Linked DNA regions of Homo sapiens: region 2 is linked to region 1. Evidence: chromatin loops called from intact Hi-C (ENCODE). Cell type or tissue: testis. All regions are shown on one strand. Links, peaks and the distances in the headings refer to the core of each region. The heading gives the core; the rest is flanking DNA. Region 1 has its middle 2.8 kb from the start of LINC00327. Region 2 overlaps MIPEP (mitochondrial intermediate peptidase).

The links. Peaks named below come from ENCODE experiments on the same cell type or tissue, not always from the same donor. Only the 100,000 strongest peaks of a DNase experiment are listed, where the experiment ranks them.
Region 2: a loop joins it to region 1, with 2.8 times the contacts of the local background. A loop is called at or near these places in 102 of 110 quality-filtered maps.

The regions. Positions count from the first base shown.
Region 1 is chr13:23,465,218-23,468,134 of GRCh38, forward strand. No RefSeq gene overlaps it. Among named protein-coding and RNA genes, the nearest start is that of LINC00327, 2.8 kb to the right of the region's middle. RefSeq lists a silencer at 1,076-1,355 and an enhancer at 1,466-1,625. In testis, for the core only: a CTCF peak has its summit at 1,635; DNase peaks (open chromatin) are centred at 1,244 and 1,634; H3K4me3 peaks cover 1,218 bases; H3K27ac peaks cover 1,328 bases.
Region 2 is chr13:23,863,296-23,866,212 of GRCh38, forward strand. It overlaps MIPEP (mitochondrial intermediate peptidase), which reads right to left. Exons shown (of 19, transcript NM_005932.4): 8 at 846-894. Among named protein-coding and RNA genes, the nearest start is that of PCOTH, 24 kb to the right of the region's middle. RefSeq lists an enhancer at 2,826-2,917. In testis, for the core only: no CTCF peak of the experiment used is centred there; no DNase peak of the experiment used is centred there; H3K27ac peaks cover 212 bases.

The DNA.
Region 1 (2,917 bases), core at 281-2,780:
TCTGAGCATTTACTGAGCACTTACTATTAGAGCTTCTCACTTTTAGTACAGTATTTAATACATTACGTGGGATATTTTGTACTTTATTGGAAAATAAGCCTTATGTTAGGTGATTTTGCCCAACTGTAGGCTACTGTGAGTGTTCTGAGCACGTTTAAGGTAGGCTGGGCTAAGCTGTGATGTTCAGTAGGTTAGGGGCATGGAATGCATTGTCAACTTTCTGTGGGTTTATCTGGACCTAACCCCATCATAAGTCAAGGAGCATCTGTAGAATGGTGGTTTTTCAGGAGCTAGGGGAAGGGGAATGGGAAAATGTTGTTTAATGACTGTGGAGTTTCAGTTTTACAAGATGAAAAGTGTTCTGGAGTGTGGCTGCACAATGGTGTGGATGTTCTTAACACTGCTGAAGAGGACACATACAAATGATTAAGATGGTAAATGTTTTTATGTGTATTTTTACCCCAAATACTTTTCAAAAAATATCTTGGCTATTATTTATCTCCTTATATATATGTCTTTTTTTGTTTGCTAGCATATAAATCTCTCGGAGGCAGAAAACATGTCTGAAATCTACAGCATGTAGATTTCATACAGGGCACAGTGGTTGACCAGTAATGAGTTCCTGCAGGAGGGGACCCTTCCAGTGAATGTAGACCTGGAAAATGAGATTGTCCTATTTATTCCTCTGAATATTCCCCAGCATCTATCACAGTGCTCTTTATAAAGTAAGTGCTCGGTAAACGTTCATTCGTGGTGATGCTAAGGACCGGAAGGGTCTTTAACCTTTTCTCTCCCTCCTAGCTCAGCCCTCACGGAACCCTAAAAGCTGGCTAAGGGGCCATTCTCCTCGCCACCTGGGCCTGCGTCTGCCGAATCGCTTCCTAAGGACTTTGACTAGAAACCAAAGGTCCCATTTTTCATCTGCCATTTATTTATCATTGCATAACTTAGGTAAGTCCCTCCGCCTTCACTGTCAGTTCTTCACTCATTGTTTTGCATCCAAGGAGTCTGGAAATAAGCGGGAACACCCTGCACGTGAGAGGGGCCCTGAAATTCACGAGGGGCTGGGGCTTTGCGTTTATTCCTCCAGTTCCGCCTGCAGCAACCCTGACGATCGAGCAGGGCCCGCGGGGGAGCGAGCGGAAGCGGGCAGCGTGCGCTGCTGTCCCGCTACCCAGCCCGCTAGGCTGCGCAGCTGCGTCTGCGGGCGGGGAGCCGGGGCGGCCGTGGGCTTCCTCCGGGCGCGGGCTGACGGCTGCCGCCTGTGGGCGCCCCAGCCCTGCAGCCGAGCGGGAGGGGCGGACCAGCGGGTGTCGGGAGCAGGCTGCAGCGGCCAGGCCTCTGCGGCTTCTCGGAGTACTGGGTCCACTGGAGAGCGAAGAGCCGCGGCCGCCAGGATTCCCAGCAGCGGCCGCGTGTTGAGAGCCTAGAAGTGGCCCCGAAGCCGTGCCTTTCCCGATAGCCAAGCAGAAGTAGGACTTGAAGCACCGAGGCTGGGATGCCCATGCTGGTGACGCCTTGGGGCTCGCAGTTATACTTGGTGACCGGTCTACACGGCGATTCGGTGCTTTCCGGAGTAGCAGATTCATCTATCTTTAGACCCACCTTCGTCCTTCGGCGGTTTAGCACGGCCTGCGCTTTCCTGCGAGCCCTGCTGTCACCCGAACAGCCTGATGACTTCACGCTCAACCACTGGAGGGCACAACCACATCATTTTTAAAAAATAGATTCCTCCACTTAAAGGACATGGTTTTGGGGGAAAGAACATTTAAAAAATGTAAAAAGATATATATCTATATCTATATATCTATCTCAGATTGTTCTGATATAAACTCAGGTGGGATTCTTCAAAACAGGAGGCTGTTCCAGTCTCTTCATTTTGCAGCTGAGAAAACGAAGGCCTTGGAGCTTGAGAACTCCAGTTGCCCAAGGCACACAGGTGGTGGGTAAGGAAGCTGATCATGTCTCCAAAGAATCCTTCCATGACCCAGGAGGATCCGGTGGGAGAGCAGGGCCGTCCACAGCTCAGCTAGGACACAAGAAGGCCCGGGGTGGCAGGAGCCCCACTGTGTGCTGCGGAGGATGGCAGAGGAAGTCAGCATTGTCCCGAAACTGCAGGATCATGTGATGTGATGGGAAAAAATTATGAGTACAAGACACAGGAAGAGCAGGTCACGGAAACACATGGTGCCCAGAAGGGCTTAATTAGTAGCAGCTGTGCGGGGTGATGCACAGAGTGCCCCAAGGGTGTCCTGAGTGAGGGTGGATGTCCCCTGCCCTCTGGCTTCGTGAAGGCTTCGTGAAGCCTGCCGGGTCACCCTTGTTTTCATGGATAGCTTCTTTAGGACACTCTCTCCACCAGTAATTGACAAAGTCTGCTTCTGTTGAGTGTCTGATAAAGGATTGAGTTTACATGATTGTTAAGATAGGATCATGAAAGAAGACAGAAGACGGATGTGAGTGGCCCTCAGAAAAAAAGCATCAAAGGAAACTGAGGAGTCTGTGTTCCGAGTTATAACATCAGTCCTGTGTGTAAGTGCTGAGTTTCAGCTCTGCCCAAGGCTAGGGGTTGCCTAGTCGGCTTCAACTGTAAGCTCCTAAGGGACAGTGCTGCCCCTTGAGATGACTGGGCAGCCATCAGCTTCATGCTAGAGGCTTTAAAGCAAACCCAAGATGGAGTCTCAGTACTGATTATTTGGGCCAGTGCCTTTCTTAACATTTCACGGATATATTCCTTTATTTTATTTGTTGTATTTTAGTACAGTTTTGCTCTATTCAGTCATGGTCATTCTTAGTTGCTGTTGTCTTTGTAAACTTATTTAATATCTTTTAAATATTAAAAGATTAAATAAATTATTTTCTAATAAATTCTTTTAATATTAAAATATTAATTTTTGATAAGAACCTTGTTTACTCT
Region 2 (2,917 bases), core at 171-2,670, 400 kb after region 1:
GATCGAAGGCACTGAGCAGGGGAGGGGCAGGGGAGGCAGGAATACAGGTTGAGCCTCCCTAATCTGAAAATCTGAAACTTTCTCAGCACTGACATGATGGTACAAGTGGAAAATTCCACATGTGATGTCATGTGATAGGTTGCAGCCAAAACTTTGTTTCAGGCACAAAATTATTAAAAACACTGTATAAAATTATCTTCAGGCTATGTGTATAAGGTGTATATGAAACATAAATGAATTTCGTGTTTAGACTTGGGTCCCATCCCCAAGATATCTCATTATGTATATGCAAATATTCCAAATTCCCCCCAAAAAATGAAATCCAAAACATGTGTGGTCCCAAGCATTTCAGATAAGGGACACTCAACTTGTTATAACAAACGGACACACCAAAGGCAGTAGAACACTTCAGCTTGAAATTACAAATGTTGAGATAGAACATCCTTAAAATACTACACAAAATTAAAAAGACACCACATCCATGAGCCTCCTGTATTTAGGCCAAAAGAAGAGAAATACTACTTTATGAACTTGTCATAAAATTCATGGTACAAGTTAAAATAAATAGTTTCAAAAACATTTTGGTAAAGATTTTTAAAGTGCAAATGAAAGATGAATTTCTAAAAACAATTGTTTAATGAAAGGGGACAGCTTATGTTTTCAAGAATGGCACATAAGGAAGACAACTATGGCCTTTTAAAGTATGTCTCATAGTGAGACAGGTCTGGTCCAATATGCCAAAACTTATATTCTAGGTCACTTCCTAATTTTTTATAAATCAAGTCTTCTTTAAAAAGACTAAATAACATATAACCAAAAAACTAAATAGTAGAATAAAAACTAACCTTTCAGAAAGTTTGTCAGATAGTTTTTCAAGGAACTGCATGACAGTCTCTAAAACGAAATCCAAAAGAAAATATCTTCAATTATGTGAAATAAAATGAACATATCTGTTAAAATTATTATGTGATGATCATAATCTATATCCCACAATTCCCTTAAAGTGATGATTTTCAAAGGGAAGTAGAGCTACCAACATATACCAAACATATAGTAAATGCTTCTAGGTGATGACGATCTTTTAATCAGAAAAAAATTAAATTGGCATACTAATAATCCACAGCGTCAGATTCTATCCCAAAATTAAAAGAGTTAATGGGACCAGGTGGCTCATGCCTGTAATCCTAGTACTTTGGGAGGCTGAGGGCAGGGGGTGGATCACCTGAGGTCAGGAGTTCAAGACCAGCAAGGCCAACAGGCTGAAACCCCGTCTCTACCAAAAATACAAAAATTAGCCAGGCGTGGTGGTGCATGCCTATAGTCCCAGCTACTTGGGAGGCTAAGGCAGGAGAATAGCTTGAACCCAGGAGGTAGAGACTATAGTGAGCCCAGACTGTGCCACTGTACTCCAGCCTGGGCAAGAAAGTGAGACTCCATCTCAAAAAAAAAAAAAAAAAGAGTTAATGGGAGGCTAAAGAAAAAAGTACAAAATTTCAAGGTGTTTCTATCTATTCATATGTGTAAGAAAAAAAAGTTCTGAGACATGTCTGACGTTTTCAGAGTTTTAAAGAGATATCTAGACTGCTTTGTTCATAAAAATAGGTGCAGTGTAGAAGTATAATTCCCTGAAATAAATTTTTTAAGATCAATGTTTTTCTTGATAACAATTTTATTGTTATATACAACTGTAGAATAATCTATTCAGGATAAATATGAAAAAAATAGCAAAATAAGAAAAATAAATATTAACTTCTGATAGAATTTTTAAAGTATTTTTATTAAAATACTTCTGCCATAGTTGTCATAATTTACAAACCCATAAAGGCAGTGCAGTAGAATTATCACCGTTTCCCACAAGAGGAAATGTTTTGCAAGTATTTCTGAATGTAGCACTTTTTATCACTGACTTATGTGTACAGAGCTTTCATATGTATTTTAGTTCACCACAAACACTATGTTTGTATTTTCCAGATAATCTTTTATACAGTTTTAAGTTTCCTGCCCTCTCTTCAATTTAAGTTATCTCCTTTTGAGTGAAATAAAAGACTAAGGAAATAAATAATGGTGGTTAACCTAAACCCAAACCATGAGGTTTCTTGCCACTGTCAATACTTAACAAGTCCTGTGTATACGAATTCTGAAAACACTGGCTCATGTGCCATATGAAACAACAATAGGAATTTTTGGGGAACAAAGACATTATTTAGTCAACAATGAAATCTCATTTTAGGATTATATTCCAGGTACCATACCAAACTGTTTTCAAATGAATCCCTATGTATGCTTGTATACGTTTTATTTCTTAATAACCGTGTTTTAACATTCACCCATCTTATTCTTCCAGTCATTTTACATGTGAAGAATCTGCCTCAATTAATTTTTTTTTTTTTTTGAGATGGAGTCTTGCTCTGTTGCCCAGGCTGGAGTGCAGAAGTCCCATCTCGGCTCACTGCAACCTCTGCCTCCCAGGGTTCAATCGATTCTCCTGTCTCAGCTTCCTGAGTAGCTGGGATTACAGGCACCCGCCACCGCGCCCAATTAATTTTTGTATTTTTAGTAGAGATGGGGTTTCACCATGTTGGCCAGGCTGTTCTTGAACTCCTGACCTCAAGTGATCTGCCTGCCTCAGCCTCCCAAAGTGCTGAGATTACAGGCATGAGACACCACATCTGGCCTGCCTCAATTAGTGTCCCCAGAGAATTGTCATATTAAGATTCAGTTTGAAACCCCCCACTAAGTGCCTCACCGCAGTTACCTCCTCATTCACTAGCCACATGAATGCCCGCCTTAGCCTCAGTCAGCCTCTCTGTCTTCCTTCTGCTCTGCTGAGGACTCACTCCATCACTGTGCATGACAGTTTCATTTCCCTCAGGGCGCCTTCCACAGCCACAGATGCATCTGACAAATGCCCCGAGCT